Linked DNA regions of Homo sapiens: regions 2, 3 and 4 are each linked to region 1. Evidence: chromatin contacts called from ENCODE Hi-C or POLR2A ChIA-PET data. All regions are on one chromosome and are shown on one strand. The core of a region is the stretch at or near the end of the contact, and the rest is flanking DNA. Distances in the headings are between cores, read along the strand shown.

Evidence for each region. Hi-C counts contacts between places; a loop is a spot of excess contacts on that map. ChIA-PET counts read pairs that join two places held with the same protein, here RNA polymerase II (POLR2A). Pooled maps may share reads with other maps.
Region 2: a loop to region 1 is called in a map of A673, with 3 times the contacts of the local background. The contact joins the promoter of GAB3 here to the promoter of IKBKG in region 1. A Hi-C loop is called at or near these places in 2 of 168 maps with a recorded cell type or tissue (A673 and gastrocnemius medialis), 1 of 37 single-sample maps with no recorded cell type and 16 of 50 pooled maps. POLR2A ChIA-PET finds 5 or more read pairs at or near these places in 8 of 52 experiments (A673, CD4-positive, alpha-beta memory T cell, CD8-positive, alpha-beta T cell and 5 more).
Region 3: a loop to region 1 is called in a pooled map, with 2.9 times the contacts of the local background. The contact joins the enhancer-like site here to the promoter of IKBKG in region 1. A Hi-C loop is called at or near these places in 1 of 168 maps with a recorded cell type or tissue (A673) and 6 of 50 pooled maps. POLR2A ChIA-PET finds 5 or more read pairs at or near these places in 3 of 52 experiments (GM12878, activated CD4-positive, alpha-beta memory T cell and activated T-cell).
Region 4: a loop to region 1 is called in a pooled map, with 10 times the contacts of the local background. The contact joins the promoter of TAFAZZIN here to the promoter of IKBKG in region 1. A Hi-C loop is called at or near these places in 17 of 168 maps with a recorded cell type or tissue (CD4-positive, alpha-beta T cell, CD8-positive, alpha-beta T cell, IMR-90 and 14 more), 6 of 37 single-sample maps with no recorded cell type and 24 of 50 pooled maps. POLR2A ChIA-PET finds 5 or more read pairs at or near these places in 13 of 52 experiments (CD8-positive, alpha-beta memory T cell, IMR-90, MCF 10A and 8 more).

What each region holds. Positions count from the first base shown.
Region 1 is chrX:154,546,239-154,549,611 of GRCh38, forward strand. It overlaps IKBKG (inhibitor of nuclear factor kappa B kinase regulatory subunit gamma), which reads left to right and starts at 1,382. Exons shown (of 10, transcript NM_001099857.5): 1 at 1,382-1,507. G6PD (glucose-6-phosphate dehydrogenase) reads right to left here and starts at 608. Exons shown (of 13, transcript NM_001360016.2): 1 at 551-608. RefSeq lists enhancers at 1-187, 1,490-1,769 and a silencer at 490-1,049.
Region 2 is chrX:154,749,429-154,752,801 of GRCh38, forward strand. It overlaps GAB3 (GRB2 associated binding protein 3), which reads right to left and starts at 1,649. Exons shown (of 10, transcript NM_001081573.3): 1 at 1,526-1,649. The coding sequence starts at 1,597. RefSeq lists silencers at 1,295-1,354, 1,525-1,604.
Region 3 is chrX:154,732,306-154,735,678 of GRCh38, forward strand. The region is part of intron 1 of GAB3 (GRB2 associated binding protein 3); the gene reads right to left. Among named protein-coding and RNA genes, the nearest start is that of GAB3, 17 kb to the right of the region's middle. Within about 2 kb of position 1,891, at least 29 of the 41 ENCODE cell types and tissues checked have a DNase peak (open chromatin) inside an H3K27ac peak, as active enhancers do.
Region 4 is chrX:154,409,898-154,413,047 of GRCh38, forward strand. TAFAZZIN (tafazzin, phospholipid-lysophospholipid transacylase) reads left to right here and starts at 1,642. Exons shown (of 11, transcript NM_000116.5): 1 at 1,642-2,055; 2 at 2,189-2,317. The coding sequence starts at 1,947. It also overlaps a transcript of DNASE1L1 not described here. RefSeq lists a silencer at 1,629-2,168.

The DNA of each region.
Region 1 (3,373 bases), core at 132-2,631:
CCTCTGGGGTCTCACACCAGGGTGACACCTGATTGCCCAAATCACTCCTTGTGAACGGCTGGGCATTGGGGAGTGGTTGATGGGTTAGAAACTGCTGGCTCTGGGCTCCAGCCACTCTCTCCTAGGCAGCCTTCATTCAGGGTGTACATTACAAAATTACTCAAAGCATTGGTGTATTCCGACTACAGCATCAATTCTGGACAACCGAGTAAAATCCTTGTGGGGCATGGAACTGCGTGCCCAGGACCATCTCATTCCCGACTGTAGCGGGAACTCCACAATGACCTGGAGCATGGGAGATGGTGCAGATGCTGGAGTTCAGCTCCAGCCCTCCCCTTGCCAAGCTGGGTGACCCCGGTCGGCAAGTCCCCTTCGCTCTCGGGGTCTCAGGGGCTCAAGAGAGGAGGTGCGGGGTATAAAGGGATTGGTTAAGACCCTCTCGATTCTGCTCGGTTCTCAAGCACAACAAACAGCGTGTATTTTACCGCCGCGCGGCGCAGCGCGGGACAGTACGCTCCTCCGCCTGCGCGGCGCCCGCCCGGCCGGTTACCTGCGCTTCGTCGTCGTCGCCCTCCGCGCTCGCAGCCCCGAAGTGTACGACCGTTTCCGGGGGCTGAGCCCCGCCGGCCCATTTAATCGGCGGGGGCGGGGGCGGGCGCCTGGGCTGAGCGGACCCGCCTCAGGCGAGGCGTGCGGGGCGGGGCCTCGGCCACCACCCCTCGTGCGGGCGGGGCGGGGCGAGGGCAGGTGCGCGCGCATCCCAGGCCAGCCCCTGCCTCTCGGGCACCTGCGCTGGAGGCCGGCCCGCCGGCTGCCTGCCATACCCGCTGCCGCTGCTCTGCATCCCCAATTCCGGCGGGCACGGGTGCAGCTCCGCGTAGTGCTCCCGCATCCCCATCGCCGGCCCGGCCCCGCCCCTACTGTCCGGTTTCCCCGCCTGCCCCGGCGGCCTCGCGCGCTCGCGGAGGGCTCCACTTCCGCCGGCAGCGTGGCCACGCCTCCTCTGGGCTGTCCCTCGGCTCCTGGGCGGGGCCTTCTGCCGCGCCACTCCCCCGGGAACCCTCGCCTGTTCGCGGGTCAAGCCGGCCCTATTGGGCAGTCTCTTCTTGATTCCTCCCCCGGAGAGGGCGGGGCGGCCGAGCGCCCCGAGGCTAGACGCCGCCGTCCGAGAGACGAGGGGGCGTGTAGGCGGTGACGCCCTGCAAAGTGGCCGGCGTGCTTATCATTACCGAGCTTCCGCGGGCCTGCAGAGCCTGGCGGACTCAGACTTCTCTCCGGAGCGGGATGCGGCCCTACCGCGGCCTCACACTTCTCGCCGGCTTCCCGAGTTCTCGGGGGCGGGGCTTGTGTTTTTACTTCCGGATCCCACAGCTATGACACCGGAAGCCGGAAGCGTGGTAGGGAAGGGCGACCGCGAAACTGGGACTTTCTCGGAGCGCCGGGGCCCTACCAGCGTTCACAGTCCGCCGCTCCCACCCTTCTCACGTCTGACGGACTCTGCTGACAGGTGTGGTCCTTTTCCCCAAAGACAGGGTTCCATCCGTGGGCGTTCCGCCGCCTCCGAAACTTCCCCCGGACGTTCAGGCTCCCCCCTCTTTTTTGGGCCCCAGCCCGTTCCTGCTCCGCGCTTCTGGAGCACTGGCCAAGGCGGGCCGATTCAGGACCCAGGTTACTTGGGCGGCGAGCTGGACTGTTTCTACTCCTCCCTCCTCCTCCACTGCGGGGTCTGACCCTACTCCTTGTGTGAGGACTCCTCTAGTTCAGAGACATATTCTGTTCACCAAACTTGACTGCGCTCTATCGAGGTCGTTAAATTCTTCGGAAATGCCTCACATATAGTTTGGCAGCTAGGTATCTGATTTCATATGCCTGTTTGCTCGTTTTGCAAGACAACATCTGCCTATCGTCATACTGTTTCTGTGATCTGAGAATGAATGGGCTCTCCTGGCACATTAGAGGAATAGCACGGAGGTCACTATAGCTGGAGCAGAGTGAGGGAGGGGAGCACAGTTGGAGAGGAAGGGATGGGGAACCCGATGGTACAGGGCCTTGTAGGCCGTTGTAGGGAGATTGGCTTTTACGCAGAAGGCAACGGGGATCCATGGTAGGGTTCTCAGTAGAGGAGGAATGTGATCGGAATTACGTCTTACACTGATCGTTCTAGCAGTGGTGGGGAGAACAGACCATAGTGGGCAAGGGTAAAAGAAGGGTGGCGTGGTAAGAGGTAATTGCAGTAATCCAGCTCAGAGACAGTGCTTTGAGCATTTTATTATTGGAAATTTCAAAAATGTACGAAAGTAGAAAAATGAGTATAGTAAATCTTTTTGGTTTGTTTGTTTTTGAGAGATGGAGTCTCGCTCTGTCGCCCAGGCTGGAGTGCAGTGGCATGATCTCAGCTCACTCTAACCTCCTCCTCCTGGGTTCAAGCGATTCTCCTGCCTCAGCTTCCCAGGTAGCTGGGACTGCAGGCGTGCGCCACTACGCCCAGCTAATTTTTGTATTTTTAGTAGAGACGGGGTTTCACTATATGTTGGCCAGTCTGGTCTTGAACTCCTGACCTCAGGTGATCTGCCTGCCTCAGACTCCCAAAGTGCTGGGATTACAGGTGTGAGCCACTGCGCTCGGCCAGTATAGTAAATCTTACATTCACAGCTACCAACTTCAACAATTGAAGGTATCAACTTCTGACTAATTTTGTTTATATCCCTCGCAATCCTCTCCCATTATTATTTTATTTCTTTTTCTTTCTTTCTTTCTTTTTTTTTTTTTTTTGAGACAGAATCTCGCTCTGTCACCAGGCTGGAGTGCAGTGGTGTGATCTCCACCCACTGCAACTTCCGCCTCCTGGATTCAAGCGATTCTTCTGCCTCAGCCGCTGGGACTACAGTTGTGCACCACCACGCCCAGCTAATTTTTGTATTTTTAGTAGAGATGGGGTTTCATCATGTTGGCCAGGATGGTCTTGATCTCTTGACCTTGTCATCCGCCCGCCTCGGCCTCCCAAAGTGCTGGGATTACAGGCATGAGCCACCGCGCCCGGCCTCTTTTTTTGAGACCCAGTCTCACTCTGTCGCCCAGAATGGAGTGCAGTGGCACGATCTTGGCTCACCGCAACCTCCATCTCCCAGGTTTGAGCGATTCTCCTGCCTCAGCTTCCCAAATAGCTGGGATTACAGGCATGCACCATCACTCCCAGCTATTTTTTTTTTTTTTGTATTTTTGGTAAATACAGGGTTTTGTCATGTTGGCCAGGCTGGTCTTGAATTCCTGACCTCAAGTGATCCACTTGCCATGACCTCCCAAAGTGCTGGGATTACAGGTGTGAACCACCATGCCTGGCCACCACTATTATTTTCAATAACAGCTTGAGATA
Region 2 (3,373 bases), core at 399-2,898, 200 kb after region 1:
CAAGCACTACTGTGTGACAAAAGCCTCACCTGCTCATGCAGGTGATGGGAGCAGGTTTTCTTCTCTTGCCTCCTTTGAGTAGCTTCACAGTTAAGGAAGCAGCTGGATAATGCAGAGGCCAAGAGATATTGGACCCTGTGCTTATGGACTCCTGGACTCAAAAGCAAATGATGTAGGGACACACTGGCACTTAGAGAAATCTCAGTATTTATGCACTCCTGATATTCACGTGCTAAATAGAACAACCTTCCTCTAAAGTTCTGTTCTGCAGAACAAACAACAAAAATCTTTTCAAAGACCCCTAAGAGAGAAACACACACTGTCTAGCCCGATGTGAATGGGGAAAGAGGGCTTGAGCAACTCTATGTTCAGGAAAATCTCCTGCCACACATTCTGGAAGTATTCATACATTATTAAAGTCTTTTTATAATCCCACCTCTTGAACTTCCACACAATATGTGCCTCATCTATGTGGGAACAAAAACAGTTGTGAAATTTGGCCAGAAGAGGACAGCAGTTTGAGAGCACTGTATAGACAAGAGCACAAGGCTGAACCACATTTGGGGTGGGCTGCTTTGGATGAGCGCAGACATGCGCGAGTTTGTTCCTACCACCGTGCAGTGAAGTTGCAGAGAAATTAGGAATTAAGAACAAGATGAATCCATCCAGCTACTCCCAGCCTAAAAAAAGCAAGAAGTCCTAATAGCTATTTATATGCAACTCCCTGGGGACTGAAGTGGTTCTTCCTAATGGCTGAAAAACACTGAGTAGCAATCAGGTCTTTAAGCAGAATGTTTTTAAGACCTTATCGTGAGGACGCTGATGGAGATAATGAACGTTTGAGGTGTCGATAGTACATCTTAAAACGGTAATGGAATAGGTAGGAAGATTCGCTCTTCCAAGTATTCCTAATTTCATATTAGTAAAAGTCAGTTGTCCAGCTGGCACTATAAAAGCGCGGTGTCAGCATTAAGAAGAAGCTGAAAGGAGTTACACGATGAGAAACGAGTTACACTGTGTAGGGTTCCAGACAGCAGTGTCCGATGACAGCTACAAGAGCAGCACTCCTTACTCCTTACGGTCCAGGGGGAATGCAGGCAATTCCCCTCTGGCTGTCAGTCTCCCTATCCCCTGCCGCGTCTCCTTCGCGGGGCGATGGGTCTCAGAGCCACCCCCAGCCAAAGAAAGGGGCACGCTTTCGAGATGTCTCCCTGGCCGCTCCTGTACGGAGAGTGGCGCCTGAGGTTTCAGCCCCAACCCGCCTCCCTCCGCTAGAGTCAGCGGCGGTCTGGAGTCCCTGAGCCCCGCGGGCAGGCGCCACCTGGTCTCCGGCCCGCTGCCTAGCACAGCGGCGAAGCTGGCTCGACGTGCGATTTCGGTTTCCGTCCGTCGGCCTCGCCCGCAGTCCCGGGCGCTGGGAGCGGCTGCGCCTGGCGCGCCCGGAGCCCAGCGGCTCCCCGCGGCCGCCCCGCGGGCGGGTGCCCCGGGACGCGAAGGCCGGGCGGGTGGCGGCGCCCCTACTCACGTAGCGCTGTAGCTTCCTCTCGGGGGGCGACTTAACGAGCCAGCCGGTGCACACTGCGTCGCCCGCACTCATCGTGGCCGCCGCCGCCGCTTCCTCCAGCTGGGCCAGCCGCCCGCGGCAGAAGGAAGTCGGGCCAAGGATGCCGGCGGGGCGGGCCCAGCGCCCGCCCGCCCAGCGCCGCCCCGAGCGGCCGCTGCGACCCCCGCCTCCGGCCGCCGCGGCCCCCGGGGAGGGAACCGACGCCGCCCGCAACCCAAGACGGCGGGAAAAGCAAGCAGCGAAGCCTGGGAAGCCCCTTCGAGCAACTGCAGCTCCGCCAGCGGCTGTGCCCGGGGGGGGGGTGTGGGGGGGGGAGCCTACGCAGCAGGGCGCCTGCCACTCTCACCCAGGGTCACGAGAAAGCGCTCGGAAGGAGCCCTGCGACCTAATGGGAGCACAGCCTGGAACCTGTTGCCCTCATGCCCCATCCCCAATCCGCCACGCCAAACGGGCTGGTCCCTGGGTCTCAGGGACCCTGGAGCTGAAACCCAAGTACCACCTGCATCTGCCATGTGCATAGTTCACGGAGAAACAAAAGCAAGACTCCTCTTGGACTTCCCTATTCCACTTGATTGCTTGCACAGTAGTGTGTTTTCTATGTCCCTCCCCCAAAGATCGTTGTATTCAGTGATAAGCTTTGCCGGCTAAACGGTCTAAATGTCTTAATGAACCCAAATGACCCAAACTCAAAAGGTAGTGCTGTTTGCAATCTCTTTGACTCGAAGGTTTTAAAAGATGGATCTAAAGTCGATTGTGCCAACTAGTGTGCTGACCACGCTAAGTAAAAATAACAATCATGAGCACCTAACACTTGTGACCTTCCTTACTGCCAAGCTAACACCATGCCAGCGATTGTGCTAAGCACTTTCCAGGCGTTATCTCATTGAATCCACACAACACCCTGTCAAAGGGCTCTTATTATTATCTCAATTTTGCAGGTTACTAAAATGAAAAACAGGATGACAGTGTCACTTGTCGAGAGCCACACGAGAAAATCATCCATAGGCAGCCAGAGCTGTGTCAAGAGCCCATCCACTTAAGCACCACCCTCTGCTTTTTGTGGGTATCATCTATGTGACGTTTGCTAGCATCTTCAACAGAATGACCAACCTCCCATCCTATCAGGCCAGATGCTTCAGGGTGATGAGCTAACATGGTAACACCAGTGGAGTCCATCAGCATGCGCACACTGGCTTATAATGATTTTCTTGTGTGAGATAATGTCAGTGTGAATAATGGGTTCAGTAAGTCAATGGGCAGGAGTGCCAGCAGAAATGTGAATTTTAAAAAAGCGAATCCATGTACAAAATTAGTACCTGTTCAAGTGAGAAAAAATTGCTGCCCCTTCCAGATGGCAGTCCAGGTGGCTGTCTGGTCCCCCCAGGGAATGCTGTTATTAAGGGTTCATTGTTTGTCTCTGCCTGTGGGCAGCTTGAGCACTTAGCAGTGGCTGTGGCCATATCAACTGTTGCCAGTCCCTGAGAGCCCCACTATGCATTGCTAATTCTCTAAGTCTTGCTTACACCTCTGTTAAAAAAAAAATCCCTTAATTATACTTTCCTCATTTCAACCCCTTGAGTCTACTGTTTGCTTCCTTTTGAAACCTTGACCGATAGACCTGGTCATGAGGAACTCCCTACGACATTCTGGGTGTAAGTCCAGGGAATGGTGATCATGCAGCAGCAGGGGCCACAAAGATGTGAGCCACCTGCTCTAGCAACTTTCCTGTACCTTCCAGACCTGCTTGAGTCTGGTCTCAAATATTCCACTTCCAAAAGAGGATGAAATAGCACCAAATTTATCAGTGGC
Region 3 (3,373 bases), core at 641-3,140, 190 kb after region 1:
TTGGAAAGCATTCAGAAAACCTTGTATCTGGTGTTATCGGACATAATATAATCTGACGTTTAATACTGAAGAAAGTCTTTCTCAAATGTCCCAACAGTGCCTGGTGCCTAACAGGGACTCAGTAAATCTTGTTGAATTAATTAATGAATCTCTATCTCATTCCACATATAATAAAAATAAATTCTTCCTGGATTAAACATTTACATTGAAATAAAGAAACTGACAGTACTGAAAAAATAGAGGTGGACACTTACGTAATACTGGCAGCTGGGAAGGCTTTCTAACCATATATGAATTCCTAAAAAGTAGAAATGCTTGAAACACCTAAGTGTTGTGTGTGAGTCTAAGGGTGAGAGGGAAGAAAAGAGATGACAGGGGAAGGAGTGAGCCGTTCTAGAAAGGGTCCCAGCACCCCAGGGTCAGTGGGAAACCCAGCAGTCAGCTACAGCCCCAAATGAATTTTTTCAGGGTGGTTCATCAGTTCTAAGTACTCCTCTGGCTGGAGGAAGTTGCCAAAACCACCTCCGAGCCCCCGGCCAGCACATAACCTTGAGTCAATAGAAGCTGCTCCATCAGAGACCACAGGGCACCAGTGTTTACTTAAGCTCCTGTCTCAGCGTGGGAGAAGTTAAGACCCCAGAGGGCATCTGCCTGCTGACTTATCCCCAGGTACTTGGAGAGGAAAAGAACACTCTCAATTTCAACTTGGTTTCATTACTTGCTTGGCTCAAAGCACATCTGCTAGAAGGAAGAACTCTTTATTGCTTACAGTTCCAGACAAACTCTTGGCCTCTTCACTGTTGACCCAAATGCCCTTTCTTTCCTCCCAAGAATACATGTGCAAGTTAGGGTTCAGAAAATGTTTGCTGAATGAATCAGTGAGCACTGGTCCAGAATATGTCAATATGCACACTCAGATACAACAACACCAACCAGTCTCATTTGCAATTCAATGTATGCTATTTTTTATGTGTCACGTCCCTTTGTGAACTGCTGTGAACTGTCTGTGAACTGCTGTTCATGTATGTTGCCCATTTTCCAATTGTGATGCTGATCTTTTTCTAATCATTGATCAGGATTACTCATAAAAGTGAAGAATATGAACTCTTTGCTTGCCTCGTATGATGTGAAAAACTTTCGCATTTTGTCATTTGCCTTATAAGTTGGTATTGTTTTTGAAGTACCTAAAATAGTGTTCAGCATATAGGAGACACTCACTAGATTATTTGTTGGAGAACCGACTGAATAAATAAATGAGCAAAGAGATATGTTTTATTTTCATGTAGCAAAAATCCTTCTCTCCTCCTTTATGGTTTTTCCTCTGCTATCATGTTTAGAAAGGTTTTCCCAACCCCACGATCAGATTGAGATTCAATAACATTGTCCCTTCTAGAAATTATATTATTTCGTTTTCTTTACATTTAAATACAACATATATCTAGAATTTGTCTCTCATATCTGCGTTAAGTGAGATTGATCTACAATTTTCTTTTTTGTACCGTAAGCTCTTTACCTAATTTGGTATAAGGGTCATAGCTCAAGAGATCTCAAATCTAAAGACTTTCCGAGTCAGTTATCTGTCCTGGAGGTAATTATCTGACAATAACTTTCATCTCTTATATTTACTTACAATGTTGATCAGTCTAACATTTTAGGGGCTAACACTTTGAAGAGTGTACCTTTTTTTTGGCAAGGTGATGTTAGAATTCTCATTTGGTGTGAAAATTTGGGTGGGGTTAAATTACTGTTTAAACCTCAGTTTAACTTCTAATTACACTGTTCTCCTGGCCAAAGACCCTAAACCACTGATTTCTTGTTAGCACTAAAAGCCACAATGTAACAGACTGGCTTCTTGTGAAATAGGAACCAAATACTGCCAGAACTGGAAGCCTCTAACAGGAAGTCATGACTTAGTGGTGAAATAACTAAAGAAAAGGAGGGGACAGAAAAGCAGCCATTCCCCTTTGGGGGCCTAGCTGTCACTTTGCTGCTGTTGCCTTTTAGTAAGTAATAGCCAAAGCTTTAGCTTGGTCTAGAGCATGGTGACGTTCTTATGTGCAAAGAAGGCAAAATAGGCTGAATTACTTGGATAGAAATTCTCCAGTGAAAGGCTACAAATATGAGTAAGTCAAACAAATAATCACTGTGCAGAATGCTAATGTTGTAACAGAGGGAAGTCCAGGGCCTAAGAGGGAGGATGGGAAGGTTTTCGCCCACACACTTTGCAGGTCAGTGGGACGTTCTTACAAGGCTCTACTTGGCAGGAAGACACTGTGTTTTCAGGCACTGGGCACAACCCACAAGGGAAGGAACCCCGACTTTGATGTAGCACACTGCAGGCCCTGGGGAGACAGCGCTGAGCAAGGCGCTCAGGGAGGGAGACAGACAAGTAAACAGAGGGGCTGCTTTGCAAGGGAAGGAAACTGACTTTGATCGCTGTTTCCACTCTAACGCTTGCCCTTAGCTACAGAGACAGCAGATCTGGAGCCACCCCAGCCAAGGCTTCCCAGCATGCTTTGAGCACATCCAGTCTGACTGAAGTGGGGGCTAACCTCCTATTATGCGATCTGGAAGCCTTCTCCACTCCAAGATTATCAAAATATTTTCCTATGTTTTCTTTTAATCTTCTATGTTGAATTACACATAAATGTGTATGTAATAAACAAAGCACAAAAAGAGCTTCTATGAGACGTTAAGATAAATATGAATGACCTAATTAATAGAAAAACATGGGCAAAATATATGAATCAGTATTTCACAGAAAAAGAAACAGAAATGGCCCCAAACTATATATCCATATCTAATTTTAAATGAGACATCTTTGTATATAAGCCTGGCAAAAATGTTCAAACATGTGCAATGTATCTTAATGTCATTCTTCATAATAACTAAAAATCAGAAAGAAACTAAATATCTATCAAAAGGTTGAATAAATTATGGTATGAATAAGCAAACCACACACATAAGCCCCTCCACCCCAGTCTACGCTTATATTTTGGCAATCTCCGCACTCTCATGTGCTGTGATTATTTGAGTGCCATTCCCTTCATCCCATTTACAAGTCGGAGTGAAATGAAAAGTCTATAACTCCAAAAGCAAATTTTCAAAACAATTAAATGCAGACTGTTCACAAGACATCTTCCCAGAATGGAGCCCATGGGGGTAGTTGGGGCTTTCACATCTCAGTACATGGCAACTCTATCCTTCCAGCTGCTCAGGCCAAGACACTGGAATTCTCGACTCCTTTCTTTCTCTTGCATAGAATAACCAATCCATCAGAAAATCTTACCGGTTCTACCTTTAGAATATACCCCTCTCCACGCATCTCACCTGTATCACTGCACTAGCCCCTCACCTGGTCTCCCTGCTTCTG
Region 4 (3,150 bases), core at 392-2,891, 140 kb before region 1:
AGCTAATGGATTCGACGTGGTAATAGAAGGCTGGACAAATTTTAAAAAATCAATAAATTATGGGCTGGGCGTGGTGGCTCATGCCTGTAATCCCAGCACTTTGGGAGGCTGAGGCGGGTGGATACGAGGTCAGGCGTTCAAGACCAGCCTGGCCAACATAATGAAACCCGTTTCTACTAAAAATACAAAAAATTAGCCCGGCGTGGTGGTGGGCGCCTGTAATCCCAGCTACTCAGGAGGCTGAGGCAGGAGAATTGCTTGAGCCTGGAAGGCGGAGCTTGCAGTGAGCCGAGATCACACCACTGCACTCGCACTCCAGCCCGGGCGACAGTGCGAGACTCCATCTCAAAAAAAAAAATCAATAAATTATGGTTTAAAAATAAAAAACAGGCCAGGTAGGATGACTCACACTTTGGGAGGAGAGGCAGACAGATCACCTGAGGCCGGGAGTTCGAGACCAGCTTGACCAACATGAAGAAACCCAGCCTCTACTAAAAATACAAAAATTAGCCAGGTGTGGTGGCTTGCGCCTGTAATCCCAGCTACTCAGGAGGCTGAGACAGAAGAATCGCTTGAACCTGGGAGGCAGAGGTTGCAATGAGCTGAGATCTCGTCACTGCACTCCAGCCTGGGCAACAGAGCAAGACTCTGTCTCAAAAATAAAAATAAATAAAAATAAAAATAAAAAACTGCCGGGTGCGGTGGCCCATGCCTGTAATCCTAGCACTTTGGGAGGCTGAGGTGGGTGGACTGCCTGAGCTCAGGAGTTCGAGACCAACCTGGGCAACATGGTGAAACCCCATCTCTACTAAAATACAAAAAAAAAAAAAAATTAGCCGGGCGTGGCGACCTGCGCCTGTAGTCCCAGCTACTCAGGAGGCTGAGGCAGGAGAATAGCTTGAACCCGGGAGGCGGAGGTTGCAGTGAGCCGAGATTGTGCCACTGCACTCCAGTCTGGCGACAGAGCGAGACTCCTAAAAAAATAATAATAAATAAATAAATATAAAATAAAAATAAAAAACTGGCTGCTTAATGCATAGGGGGCTTTCTTTCCGGGTCATGAATATGTTTCAGAACTAGAGGTAGTAGCTGACATTGTGACTGTATCAGATGGTATAAAATACTGTTTCTTGTATTACATATGATACACAATATGTTTGTATATATTGCTGTATATATTGTATATTTTGCCATACAGTAGATTATACATTGCTACATACACATAGTATCATGTAGTACTGTAACTATGTCAAATTGTATATGTGGCTGGGCGGGGTGGCTCACGGCTGTCATCCCAACACTTTGGGAGGCCGAGGCGGGTGGATCAGAGTGTGATGGCGGGCGCCTGTGGTCCCAGCTACTCGGGAGGCTGAGGCAGGAGAATCGCTTGAGTCTGGGAGATCGAGGCTGCAGTGAGCCATGATCCCATCACTGCACTCCAGCCTGGGTCTGGCTGGACCCTGTGTCAAACAAAAAACAGAAACACTAGAGAGACAAAAGGCGAGCGCAGGAGGCTGCCAGGAAGCGGGAGCCCCACGGGGTGACGGCCACTTCCCGCCGCCCCGGGGCTGGCCTCGCTGCCGTCAAGCGGCCCGTGCGCGCTTTGCGACAGTCGGTCGGGCTGGGCACCGGCGCAGGTTCGCTTTCCGGCGGTTGCACCGGGCCGGGGTGCCAGCGCCCGCCTTCCCGTTTCCTCCCGTTCCGCAGCGCGCCCACGGCCTGTGACCCCGGCGACCGCTCCCCAGTGACGAGAGAGCGGGGCCGGGCGCTGCTCCGGCCTGACCTGCGAAGGGACCTCGGTCCAGTCCCCTGTTGCGCCGCGCCCCCGTCCGTCCGTGCGCGGGCCAGTCAGGGGCCAGTGTCTCGAGCGGTCGAGGTCGCAGACCTAGAGGCGCCCCACAGGCCGGCCCGGGGCGCTGGGAGCGCCGGCCGCGGGCCGGGTGGGGATGCCTCTGCACGTGAAGTGGCCGTTCCCCGCGGTGCCGCCGCTCACCTGGACCCTGGCCAGCAGCGTCGTCATGGGCTTGGTGGGCACCTACAGCTGCTTCTGGACCAGTGAGTGGGCCCAGGCCGAGGCAGGCCCGCCCGGGTACCCATGCCCGGCCGGAGGTGGGACTTAGGGTGGGGGACGCCGCGGCCCCGACCTAGCGGGCGAGCCCGGAGCGCCTGACTTCTCCTTCCCCGCCAGAGTACATGAACCACCTGACCGTGCACAACAGGGAGGTGCTGTACGAGCTCATCGAGAAGCGAGGCCCGGCCACGCCCCTCATCACCGTGTCCAATCACCAGTCCTGCATGGACGACCCTCATCTCTGGGGTACCCGGGCCAGTGTGCTGGGCAGGGGGAGGAAAGGCGAGGATTCGGGACGGGCCCAGCCTCGTCAGAACAAACCCCTTCTCGCTGCCTTTTCATGGAGCCCTGGCACTCCGGTTTCCGGGCGTTCTGCCCCAGGGCTGAGACTTGGATTTGTGGCTCCTGCAGCATCCCTGAGGGAGCATGATTTGGAGAGGGCCTTGGGCATGGAGCAGGACCAAGGAACGGCCACAGGGCATATCTTACAGCTCCTTTAACGTCAGGCCTCCAGAACCCTCTGTTCTCTAAACCATCCAGGGCCCCACAGTCTTGGGAAAAATTTGGGGGTTGGACATAGGATATCCTGTGAGGAAGTTCTGGGCCAGGGACTGGAAGCCCAGTGTCCTGGCTTCAGGTTTGCCCCTGGCTGGGCGTGTACCGTTCAGCCCTATTTGGGAGCCTGGTTGCCACACCTAGAGGTTCCTGCTCTGCTGACTTCACAGGAAGTTGCTTGGCTCTGGTAACCAGATGGCCGGGTGGAGGGGTGCCTGGGGCTTCCACTCCTGAACAGAGAGCTTAACTGTCCTAGAGTTCATGGGGAGCCACCTAGCCACACTGGAGCCCTTCAGAGCTCACCCTGGCTGCTGGGTGGAGAAAGGCCTATAGATGTCACAGGTGGATCCTGGGAGGCCAGGAAGGAGGACTTGGAGCCATCCACTAGCCTAGACTGGGCTGGTTGCAGTGACAGTACAGGGAGAAGTATAGAAGAATGGGCATTGTCCAAGTATGTTGGGGAGGTAGGCAGTCCAGGTGCAGTGATTAGTAAGATGTGGAGGGTGGGGGAGAGGGAGGAGCCA